Linked DNA regions of Mus musculus: all the other regions are linked to region 3. Evidence: chromatin loops called from intact Hi-C (ENCODE). Cell type or tissue: heart. All regions are shown on one strand. Region 1 holds the start of Rb1 (RB transcriptional corepressor 1). Region 2 overlaps Rb1 (RB transcriptional corepressor 1). Region 3 holds the start of Lpar6 (lysophosphatidic acid receptor 6).

Region 1 (4,000 bases), 88 kb before region 3:
TTCTACTTATTCTGAGTAGCGAGGGTCAAACTCACCTTAAAGTTTCCCTGGCATATGACAAGAGCACAGCCATCCCACCCAACAGCCCCACACACGCTGCAGACCACCTGAAGACCTCGAGAGTCTGAGGAAGGAGGTGTCCAATAGCCAGGTGGCAAACTACCAGAAACACAAACACTTTAAATGCCTTTTCAAATTCCTTCCCTGCCTCCATTTCTCCTTCACCACCAAATCCCCTCCGCACACACCCCCTCTCCTGGGCTACATTCCCAGCGCTGCCCCATTTATTTATTTATTTTTTGAAACAGGTTTTTACATTCATGATCAAGAATTGAAAAAAAAAAACTCATTTGCAATCGTATTGATGAACTAGGTTCAAATAAAACAAGTCATATCTACACATGCAGAGCTAATGTAAGTCCCCAGCCTTTCCTTGGCTGTCCTGTGTTCTCATGTGGCCAATGCCTTATTAGATTCTAAGGCTGTAATGATGTCTCTCTCTGTCTCTGCCTCTGCCTCTCTCTCTTTGTCCCTGAGTATTGGAATCACTGTTCCTCACATGCTAGGTAAGCATTTTACTATTAAGTTATATCCCAGACTTTTCACTTTTTATTATAAAACAGAGTCTTACTAAGTTGCCCGGGTTGGAGTTCAACTCACTCTATAGCCAAAGCCTGTCTTAAACTTGGGATTTTCTTGCCTTAGGCTCTGAGCATTATGGGCCTGAGCTACCAGGTCAGGCTCAACTTTGATCTGTGTGTTGAAAGGGGCTTATGGGGGAAACATGTTACAATGACTTCTGACACAAATAGCTGACCATCAGCTGATTTGAGGTCAGTACCAGCAGAGATGACCGGTCACCAGCTCTGTTACGCGTCTGAGGACCCAAGTTCCTTTGCCATTCTGTCTCAAACTTAAGAGTAGCTTGCCACAAATACCAAGGTGGCATCAATTGGCCAAGTGTCACATTCTCTGATAATTATGAGGCAGGACTGTATCATTTCTGTATATTATTTGATCAGGCTCCCACAGTCTATCTTTTATCTTCACCAAACCTAGACTGTATGTAGCCTGAGCTCTTGCCTAAATCTGGGACAAAGTGAACTCAAGTGCTATTTTAATTCCATTCATTCTCCGTGGCTGCATCAGGGCCTGGGGCTCTACCTCCTGACAAACATTTGGTCTCTAGAAGGCTTCTGAAGTTAGGCAAGTCTGAAAATTGAAGGAGGCCCATGTATCCTTCACTCATCTGACATCAAGGCAGAAAATAAGCCCAGGCTTGCAACCTACCCAATTAAGTTCTCGATTCCTCAGTCCTTGCTCAGCTGTTCCAAGATAGTTTACACCAGAACAACAACTGTATTTTATTCACAGCACTTCAATTAGTGAGTTGTATGAATAAGGACTGACAAAGGGAGAAAATTATGTTGACTGACAGGTAAAACGTAACTAGAAAAGCTACCATTGCTGAGCCAGCTTTTGGTGGCGGTAGGTAGTTCTAGTATAAAGTATGCTCTTTTCCGGTGTCTGTGCGTCGGCGACATGGTCAGACAAATATTACTTGGGTTCGAGTCCTCTGCCAGGGACCTGCTATGTGACGCGGGCAAATTGGCTCCCCGAACTCCCCACTTCCAACCCGCAAAAGTGGAATGCCGACCTTCCCAGTTTGACCGGCTGTCTCGGAGAAACCATTATGAAAGGAGGCCGGATCGTGCGCATGAACACGGCCAACTGGTTTTCTGCTTTCGTCTCAAACGCGTTTGTAAGCGATTTTTCAAAGTCGGGTCCGCCTGGCAAACTGGTTTTCAAAAGCTACTTTCCCGCTAAGATCTGTCCCGCTCGGACCGCGCCTCCTGTTTCCCCATCAAAAGACTATAGTCTGTGCGTGCATCGCCCATCTTCCCTTGTCTCCAGAAGGCCACCAATGGCCCCACCCTGGACCGCCCACCCGGGCCGAGCCCACCTCCCACTGGCCCGGCACGTTTGTTTTTGTTTTGCCGGCCGCGCGGGCCGGGCGAGGGGCGCGCCCTGTCCAGCGTTCTCCCAGAGGCCGCGGCTCCTCGCAGCGGGCCGGCCCCGCCTCGGCTGGCGCCGCCCACGGGGACGACGCGGGCGGAGACAGGCCCGGGCAGGCGCGGCTTCCCCGCGGCTTCCCGCCCGCGCCCTCGCCCTCGCCCTCGCCCTTGCCCGCCGCCGCCGCCACCGCCGCCCCGGTTCCCCACTGACGCCCGCGGCCCGCGAGCCTCGCGGACGTGACGCCGCGGGCGGAAGTGACGTTTTCCCGCGGTTGGCCCGGGCGCTCGGTTGCCGGGCGCGTCCGGTTTTCCTCGGGGGACGTTCCCATTATTTTTGTAACGGGAGTCGGGTGAGGACGGGGCGTGCCCGGCGTGCGCGCGCGCCCGCCCGCCTCCCCGCGCGCCTCCCTCGGCTGCTCGCGCCGGCCCGCGCTGCGCGTCATGCCGCCCAAAGCCCCGCGCAGAGCCGCGGCCGCCGAGCCCCCGCCACCGCCGCCGCCGCCGCCTCGGGAGGACGACCCCGCGCAGGACAGCGGCCCCGAAGAGCTGCCCCTGGCCAGGTGAGGAGCGCGGCCGCCGCGGGCCGGAGAGAAGGGAAGGGAAGGGAGCGGGGACGCCGGGTGCATCCCGGCGGGGACGCCGGGCGGGCGCATCTCGGCGGGGCCGGGCTGGCGGTAGGAGCGGCGCCCCGGGTCTCCGGGGTCCCCTTGGTCCCCCATCTCTGCGGGGGTGGCGGCGGCGCGCTGACACGGTCCCGGGCTCGCGGGCGACGGGGAGGGCATCCCGAAGGGGTCTGGGCTGCGGCTTGACAGGTGTCGGGCGGGTGGGGCTCCTGCTCCCGAGCGAAGTGACAGGTGCAGGCTCTACTCCAGCGACGCCCAGGCGCGGAGCCGGCGGGTCCCGGAGAGCCCCGGTCAGATGCAAAAACAATTGAAATAAATATTTAAAAAAAGAAAAAAAAAACTCGACCGGTGTTTGTTTTCTTTCTTCCTCCCTTTTTTCTCCGTGGAGATCCGAAGCACCCCCGGGGTGGGTTGACTTTCTCTTTTGCAGTCGTCCTGCGATGCAACAGTTGGGAGCCTTGCCCTCTCTGAGCTTGCGCTGCATCGGCAGCTTGGTCCTGGGAGAGGCCAAGAAAAGCCTTGTAGGCAAAGCGCAGGGTCGTGGGTGTCAATTGCTCACGGGGTCCTCAGCTCCCGGGCTTTGTGGGGGTTTCTTTAGAACAATGCTTTGAGGCCCGGGGGGATTTAAAGCCATCTGTGGAGACTGATGGAGCAGAACTCTTAGAAGAACTGGTATGTGGGCAAAAGTTTCAGGAGACATTTAAATGCAAGGGCTTGGAAGTTTCTAAACTTTGTTCCCCTTTTTTTTCAGGGTAGAACTCTTCTTGCGTGCTGATTGGCCCGCAGCATGCTTCATTATTTCTTGCCTTTTGCCTTTGAGCATTCACGGATTCTGGTGCCTCCCCCTCCCTTTTTTCTTTTTTGGTCTTGTGTTTGGTACTGTGTTCTCTCAAAGAACTTTTCTCTCCATTTATTAAGTGGAATCTAAACTTAAGTTCATGTGGATCCAATAAGAACAACAGAGAGATATTTATTGTATTTCAACATTTTTTTTCTTGACTGTGCTACTGTGTGATTAAGTAACAGAAATTGAAACAATATGATTGTTGTTATTGTCAGCACTAGTTTTGAGAGTATAGATCCATTGTAGATGGGAGTTGTTTTTGTCTCTCACGGTCCTTCAATTTCTAGCCCATCATTAAGTTCTCGAGTTTTTGTTGTTGTTGTTGTTTTTGTTTTTTTGGGAGGGGGTGTTTTTGTTGTTTTTAATTACTCTGACTCTGTAACCCAGGCTTGCCTTAAGCTCTCTGTTTTACTGCCTCTGCCTCCCAAGTTCTGGGATTGTAGCCCTGATGGGCTATCAAGCTCCTTTCTTCTCATTGAGCATCAATCAAGGCTCTTTGTGAGACCCAGACTCTTAAC
Region 2 (4,000 bases), 65 kb before region 3:
CTGGAAGATTCATTTGGTGACAGAGGATGTCCACTTGGGGATCTGTCTCCCTCATTACTTGGTGATTTTATTTAAATCACCTTCGTATATGTATATATTTTAGGGAGCTTCTACTGTATTAGGTTTCTATACTATCTCTCAAATAGCCCTTAATTTTGGTTGTTTCTCTCCACATTCCTTCCTTCATCTCCCTCTACATTTGATCCTCCTGGTCCTGCCCACCCCCCCCCCATAATGATAATGTTTCCCTTTCCTAGGGAGGTCTATCCATCTCTCCCTTAATTCCTTACCTTGTACGTAACCTCTGTAGTTCTATAGAGTGTAGCTTGGTCATTATTGATTTAACAGCTGGTATTCTGAGGATAGTCTTTATTAAGTTGAGGAAATACCTCTTAATTTATAGTTTGCTAGATATTTTTTAAATCATGAGTGAATGTTAGGAGCTAAATTCTAGGCCAGTTATGTACCCTGTATAGAAAATGAGGCCTGTCAGTCATTTCTTTGAATTATTTGGATAAGCAATTAATTGATTTGCTATTAGAATGTGGATGAGATCTAAAGAAACCAGGGTAGAATCAACAGTCTTTTTCTTGGGCGATTCTATTGCTACTTGCTTTTCTGATTATGTTAAGGGAAAAGGAAAAAAAAAAGGAAAATCTGAAAGCTACTATATCCTATGTTAAGGCATAGACGTTGTTATAACTTTAAAATATTTGCATTTAGTGTCATTTTAGTGCTGAGTAGTGTATTAGACTCTGGGGGGGTATAATAGAAATTAGAATTTTCTGTTTTCAAGACACTTATAAATTTGTTGAGATGGAGGTAAAAATAAGCAAGCAAGTCAGACACAGACAAGGAAGAGCTGTAACACTGAGATCTGTATCCAGTCTTTAAGGAAGGAATCTTGGTTGTTCATCATAGGGTCAGGTAAGCCTGAACTTTCCAGATCCATGTTTTCCTGGAGTAGAGCTAACTCCACACTCAAATCTACCATGCAACTAGATGGTTAACTCACCTGCTCTCTACCCCAGTGTGTCTTGTTAAAACTGATTGGCGGGCTGGTGAGATGGCTCAGTGGTTAAGAGCACGCTGCTCTTCCAGAGGACCAGGTATCAATTCCCAGCACCCACATGGCAGCTCACAGCTGTCTGCACCTCCTGTCCCAGGGCATCTTATTCCCTCACACAGACATCCTTACAATCAAAATACCAATGCACATAGACTAAGACTAAGATAAATAAATTTAAAAACACAAAAACAAAAGCTGCAGCTGGCTAGGTATGGTGGCACACACCTTTGATCCCAGCACTCAGGAGGCAGAGACAGACCAATCTTTTGAGTTGGAGGTCAGCCTGCTCTACAGACCAAGTTCCAGGATAGCCAGGGCTACACAGAAAAATCCTGTCTCAAAAACTTAAAAACAAGCCAAAAGACTGTGATTGAGTGAAGTGGGTTAGCCTTTACCTTCCTTTGTGACTCTGCCACTCCTGCATCTTCTGTGCATAGTCAAGAATGCCTTAAATACTGACTGCTGCCAGCTCAGGCTGTATAAGTAGGATGAGTTTCCTGACATATTAGTATCGTATTTCTTTTGTTCATATATAAAACCTAGGTGAAGAGGAAACCCAAGCATAGAAAGAAGTAGCTCTCCTGTTTCAAGACTTTCTATTGCACACCCAATGCTTAATGCAACCTTGCTATTCTTGCCTGGAAGAGTACATATTTCCATATATGTGCTAGTAGTTTACTTTCATTACATTTTACTTATTGTGCGTGTGAAGGGGCATACGTGCTATGACCTGAGTGTGGAGGTCAGAGGACAATTTCCACACGCATGTCATGGCACATGGGAGCTCTGGATATAAAAGTCAAAGGATCGGCTTTGGACAAGAGCGTCTTTTCCTGCTGCCAATCTCATAAGACTTTTTTACCTTGTGAAATTACAGCTGAGATTTATGTTCAGCTAGCTTTAGTTGTTAGGTTTTTCACACTGCAGTGATACTTACTGTCACCACTTGGTGGAGCTCTTTGGTAAGTGAGAACATTGTCAAAAAGCAAGCTCAAATAAATTGTCACTGATTTGGGGTTGTCTTTAAGGTGGTTCAGAGGAACATTAAATCACATAGCAGATAGCCATGTAAAGTGTTGGCTGTATATTTTGATTTAAACTGTTAATATATAATTGAAGTTTTGATATTTTAATAATTTTATCATATTTCTGACTTTTCTATCCTGCTTTTCATAAATTTAGCAGTTTTTACTGTTGCATCTTCTTTGTTGCAGTTGATTTTAATTAGGAATATATATCTTGAATTAATGAAGAAAATGAAAGTTGATTATGATCCTAATAGCTCTAGAAATAAGAACCCACTTTAGATATATTATAATCCTTTCCTTAACTTTTTGTTTATTTTTTTTTTTTTACAAAATTGGAATCAAGAAATACAAATAATTTTGTAGATTTTTTTCTCTCACTTAAACATTGTACCTTGGGCATTTCCCATGTGCTTGTTCTGGTCTTTGAAAATGTCTTAGGATTTTGTGTAACCCCATAATTCAGCTATAGCATTGTTTAGCCATTCTATTTTAAGATATTTAGACACCCCACTGTTATGGGGTATGTAAGTAGCTATTAGAACATCTGTTACAAGGATCTTGTCCCAGCTCCCCAGTTATTTTCACTGGGTGGATTCTTAGCTGTACAACTGAATGTCTCAAAACATCATGGCAGCGTATTGTTCAGTTGACATTATTCTAAGATTTGACATTTGCTGAATCTGGTTTTTGAAAGGTAAGATTTTTTTTCCAGTTTTGCAAAGTCCACTTCCTCCACACACTTCCTCCACAAGTTTTACCTTTTTGTGTGTGATTTCACTGAGAAATAGTTACTTTTTTGTAAATAATTTTAAGTGCTGTTTTGGACTCCCTTTAATAATTTTTAAGCTTTTTAAAAAATTATGTGTACTTGTGTGTACATGCACAGGAGTGGAGGTGCTCATGCAAGCTGTAGATCCCAGGTGCCAGTCAGATCAACAGTTGTGAGCCCCCTGATGATGTGCCAGGAACCGATTTTGAATTGTCTAACCAAGTAATGTACACTTTGGACGACCTCTGATCTATTCTTCCAGCCTTCCTTTTATAATTTTTAAGAAAAACATTTTATTTGCAAGTTCTTTATAAAAAGGTTTATGCAATTACAGCAAAACAAATAAACAAAAACAAACCTGTTTTCAATTTAGTTGTAAATTGGATTGGAAATAAATCCTGTAGCTACCCAGAGCCACTGTGCTACAAAGTAGCAAGAGAGGCGGACCCTCTGTTTGCAGATAATGGCAGGGCTGTGGGAGTGGGCGGGGTGCTTATTAAAGGAAGGATAGCAACGGGTAGGAGTTAAACACAGAGATACAGGAAAGAGCACAAGGATATTAGAGGACTTTAGAAGTAAGGAAAAAAGGCTCACAGTGGTAGGTTGAAGGAGAAAAACTTAGTGCGACTCTTCAGCCATAGCATTAAAATAGAAATTAAAACTATGAGTTTAAAGTATAGCATTTCTGGGGAAGCTGACAGAAAAATCTTGACTCAAACTCCATTAAAAATATCCAGAACCTTTAAAGCTATACTAATGGAGACCTTGTGGTATTGGTGCAAAAAGACCAGTGATCCGTAGATGAGGGCGGCATGGACACTGGCACGAGGACACATGCGTTGTCCGTTCATTTTCTAGCGAGGCGCAAAGGTAATTCGGTAGAGGGAGCCTGTTCTTTTCAACCTTGAAGCTGGACCAACTGGCTATCTGTTTGTGACACTTCACTTACAGGGTTTGGGAGGTGGCTCAGTGGGTGAAGGTTGCCAAACCTGATACCCGCAGTTGGATCCCTGGATCCCACATGGTGAATGGAGAGGACCAGTTTCTGCCACGTTGTACTCAAACCTTTACCAGCGTGATGTGGATTGCCAACAAATATGAATTTAAAGAATTTTCTGTCTCATAGTACTTAGA
Region 3 (4,000 bases):
TGCTCTCTATGTAAAGAACTATGTCTTTACTTTATACGTTTAACATTTTTAAAGGTTTTTTTTCCACTTGAAATAACATTTTCAGGCACTCTGTAGTTGATCTAAAGTGAGAGAGGAAAAGAAGTAAAAAAAAAAATCTTAGCTATGTATCACATTCTAAAAACTCAGGCACTTCACTGTCCTGGTGATTTCTAGACCAACATTCTTGAAAATACAAGGTTTTTATTGTACTTTCAAAATAATTTACCTAGCAAGATAACATTTCATTAGTTTCTTTATGCTAAGTTTTTATACTATATATCATTTTGAAATTGGGTGTTGCAGCCAGAATATAAATCAAAATAGTAATTTCAAAATATACTATATAGTTAGATACCTTTTCTTTTTTATGAGTTGCCTAAAAAGATAAAATGTCATGCAGAAAACTGCAGTAGTCTCTTGGAGGAAATGCTCTAAAACTGTGTGACTAGTTCAAACTGGTTTTCTTCACTGTTTACAGTTTAAGGCATGATAAGTACTTTTAATCTAAAATAAAATATAAGTGAAATCTACTTAGTAAACTATTCCGTAAACAACATCTCGGTTCAGTATAAAACCATTTAACAGATTTCTGATTAAATCATTTCATGATATACAAAATTTTAAACGTACAGATATATCACATTATTTAAATCATAATTGCTTTTAGACCTTAACTTTATGGAGTTTTTTTTTTTTAATGAGGAAAAAACACGTTAAAGTGGTTCAAGAAAGTAAAATGGCGTGCATACAAGAATAGAATATATTTTAATGTTTAACACATCAGACACAAACTTCCTTTAAAAATATTTTCTGTTGGAGCCGGAGAGATAGTTCCCAAGAACACAGTTTTCACAGTTGAACACGGAGCAGTCCCAGTGGCTTAGTCAGGCAGCTTATATTGCAGATTCATTATCAAATATCTTATTTTTTAAGGTCTGTAGGTTGTGTTGGATAAAATTCTCAGTGCCCTGAACTTCAGAGAACCTGGAGTCACTTCTTCTAACCGACCAGTTTTTCATTTTTATTGAGTTCTGAATTGTGTCTGAGGTGAAGTAGTAAACAATAGGGTCAAAGCAGCAGTTGGAAACAGCGATGCAGAGAGTGATCGGGTACATGGTCCTCACTGCCGCCACCACAGAGCAGTTAACAAAGGTCTGTGTCCTCATGAGCGAGTACAAAATGAGGTTGATGTTGTAGGGCACAAAACAGAAACAGAAGATGACCAAGTGGACAAAAATCATTTTTAAAACCTTAGTTTTGTTCATTTTGCTTCTACTTAATGTAACAGGTTTATTTAAAGTTCTTAGCACCATACTAGAACAAGTTACGTTCAAAATGAGAGGGATAAAAAAGCCCACTATTTCAATGAAAATCACAATCCTGGAGAGATAAGTTTTCCATGTGGCCGCTGGAAAGTTCTCAAAGCAGGCTTCTGAGGTATTGTTCCCCTGAGAGTGGGTCGACTGAAAGAAAACTGCAGGCGCACTTCCTCCCATCACTGTGAACCACACAGCAATGCAAACGATCTTTGCATTTCGTTTCGTTCTTAAAGTCTTTGACTTAAATGGGTAGACAATTGCCAGAAATCGATCTACACTGATACAGGTTAAGAACAGAATGCTTCCATACATATTGGTGTAAAACAGCATTACTGAAATCTTACAGAGTAGATCTCCAAATGGCCAATTCCGTGTTGCAAAGTAAAAAATCCGAAATGGCAAAGTAAAGACGAAAAGTAAATCTGACATTGCCAGGTTAATCATGTACGTTGTAGTTTCATTTCTCACTTTGAGGGCACAGATGAAAATGTATATCGCAACACAGTTGGATATCAGCCCAAGCACGAAGACCATGCTGAACATGCACCCGTACAGAGTGTACTTAAAGGAGTCGTCATAAGGGCACTGGGAGCCATTGGAGCTTACCATTGTCAGGCAGTGCAGCTTACAGGAGGCCTTTTGTCCGCAGCGCTTGATCGATCGCCTTTGCTATTCAGATGTGGTCACAGCAGCAGCCAGTTTATTTGCAAAGTATTTGTTTCTTTTCCTGTTCTTACAAATACTTTCTTCTCTTAACTCTTCAAAGGAAACATGAAATGTGTTCCGTAAAAGTTTCTAGTAGATTATTCAGGAAAATAGTCTGATTTTCTGGTCGAGAAAATCCATGAGTCTGGAGTTTAGTTAACTGACAGAAAATGCAGTCAAGGAAGCCAACCCATAAAGCTGAAAGTGTAAGGAAAAACTGTTCCAAGTCGGACCAGACCAGTCCGCGTGGAAACTTGTGCTTCAGCCGCCAGGGTCCAAACCAGCTTTACTTCAGTCACAAACACTCGCCGTGCGTCCGTCCGCCCGTCGTCCTCGGGTACTTCTTCCTTCTTTTTATTCTCAAACTTTGTATTTCTACATTGATTCCGGACGGCGATAGGCAGTCGTTTAAGGGATCCCAGATAAATTCCTAAGCATGTTCGCGCTTGCTGAATGGAGAGGCCTTTCGGAGGTTGCCAGCTGTATTGTGAGATGGGCTGTCTCTGAAGTGAGCAAGAAAGCCTTCCCAGATTTGTAATATGACATCACAGGAAGAAGAGGCTGGGTTTGGACAAAGGAAGGCTTCAACCCAGTTGTTTGCAGTTCCTTTAATCTGATAATGTGTCTGCTGGGAATGTACCTAGGAGGCTTGCAAATGGTCACTGGCTGCCCAGCTGAGTTGGGTGTTAACTCTTTTTATGCCAAAATGCTTTCCGGGGATTCTGACAACTTCTCCAAAGTGGTTTGATTTGCTTTAGTTAGTAATAAGTAAGAGAAAGAAAGAAACATAAGGTAGATTCTTTCTCTTCTATTGCTCTTGTAGTTGGGATATTGCCTTCTTTAAAGAAATAAAATGCAGATGGGTGTATATATGTTTATAAATTGAAATGTAGGCGATATGAGTGGCACATTAAAGAACTGTTTGTGCCTGAAGGCAGAACCTTAAGAGTTTATATAAAGCCTTTGACTGAGGCAGGCAGTCCTGCTTCTCTTAGTATCTGGTGTTTTTTAATTGCTCTCCAGCATTTAACTTAATTGGCATGATTGTGAGTAGCTTTAATCCTGGATCTCTTTAGTTTTTGATAAATAATGTTCTAACATTTTTCTTTGAAACTAATTTTCTAGAGCTAGTTCAATTTTAATACACCAAAGACTACATTAAGTATGCCCCCCCCCCGGAGGATTATAACTCAGTAGTGAGAATAGTACTCCAAAACTTTTACTTTTAGTACAGTGTCAGTCTTTTGCCCACAACTTAATATAAGCATAGTGGGAAAGTGTGCTTTGTAAAACGGGCTCCCCCCTTCTGAGTTAATTGAAATAACTTACAGCAGAGAATCTCAGTTCTACTGTTTGTCTAAATGTAGTTTCCATGATTTTATTCTCCTTTCCTCCGTCTCTCCCTTCAGTTTCTTTTACATGTTGGCTGTGTGTTGGGGTATATTCCAGATCTACTTTCATCTCTAAATTTGAAGCTGAAACCCTTCATTTGGGGTCAGTGAAGGCATTTCAGAGCAAGTTTCTCTATAGACACCTTAGTTTACATATTAAGATGTATACTTAAGAGCATGTATCATGTGTTCTATACCTTTTAAATTTGATTACTTTTGATGGTGAATTATAATCTTTTTATTGTTTTGATTAGGAAGTCATCTATGATCAAATAATACAGTCTTATAGGCGGTAAAGATTGAGGGTCTGAACTTCTTTGCTTTGGTTTTGGTGTGGAAAACAGATGCAAATGTGTTCCTATTGGAAGATGGGAACTTTGAGTGCAGTAATGAAAAAAGGGACACTTAATAACATTTTCTTCTCCATGAAGAAACTTTTCTGTTAATAGTTATTTTAGGAAAAATATAAAATTTGAGTGATCCACTTTTAAGTTTCCTTATTGTCATTTTAAAAAACGATTTATTATGTATACAGTGTTTTGCTTGCATGTACACCTACAGTTC

The links. A loop is a pair of places that touch in the nucleus more often than their neighbours do. Peaks named below come from ENCODE experiments on the same cell type or tissue, not always from the same donor. Only the 100,000 strongest peaks of a DNase experiment are listed, where the experiment ranks them.
Region 1: a loop joins it to region 3, with 5 times the contacts of the local background. A loop is called at or near these places in 1 of 42 quality-filtered maps.
Region 2: a loop joins it to region 3, with 2.1 times the contacts of the local background. A loop is called at or near these places in 1 of 42 quality-filtered maps.

The regions. Positions count from the first base shown.
Region 1 is chr14:73,324,098-73,328,097 of GRCm38, reverse strand. It overlaps Rb1 (RB transcriptional corepressor 1), which reads left to right and starts at 2,276. Exons shown (of 27, transcript NM_009029.3): 1 at 2,276-2,575. The coding sequence starts at 2,457. In heart, no CTCF peak of the experiment used is centred here; DNase peaks (open chromatin) are centred at 2,237 and 3,147; H3K4me3 peaks cover 2,500 bases; H3K27ac peaks cover 2,221 bases.
Region 2 is chr14:73,301,397-73,305,396 of GRCm38, reverse strand. All of the region lies in intron 2 of Rb1 (RB transcriptional corepressor 1), which reads left to right. Among named protein-coding and RNA genes, the nearest start is that of Rb1, 22 kb to the left of the region's middle. In heart, a CTCF peak has its summit at 2,009; no DNase peak of the experiment used is centred here.
Region 3 is chr14:73,236,550-73,240,549 of GRCm38, reverse strand. The region is part of intron 17 of Rb1 (RB transcriptional corepressor 1); the gene reads left to right. It overlaps Lpar6 (lysophosphatidic acid receptor 6), which reads right to left and starts at 2,659. Exons shown (of 1, transcript NM_175116.4): 1 at 192-2,659. The coding sequence starts at 1,949. The coding sequence ends at 915. In heart, a CTCF peak has its summit at 2,300; DNase peaks (open chromatin) are centred at 1,919 and 2,549; H3K4me3 peaks cover 3,210 bases; H3K27ac peaks cover 3,208 bases.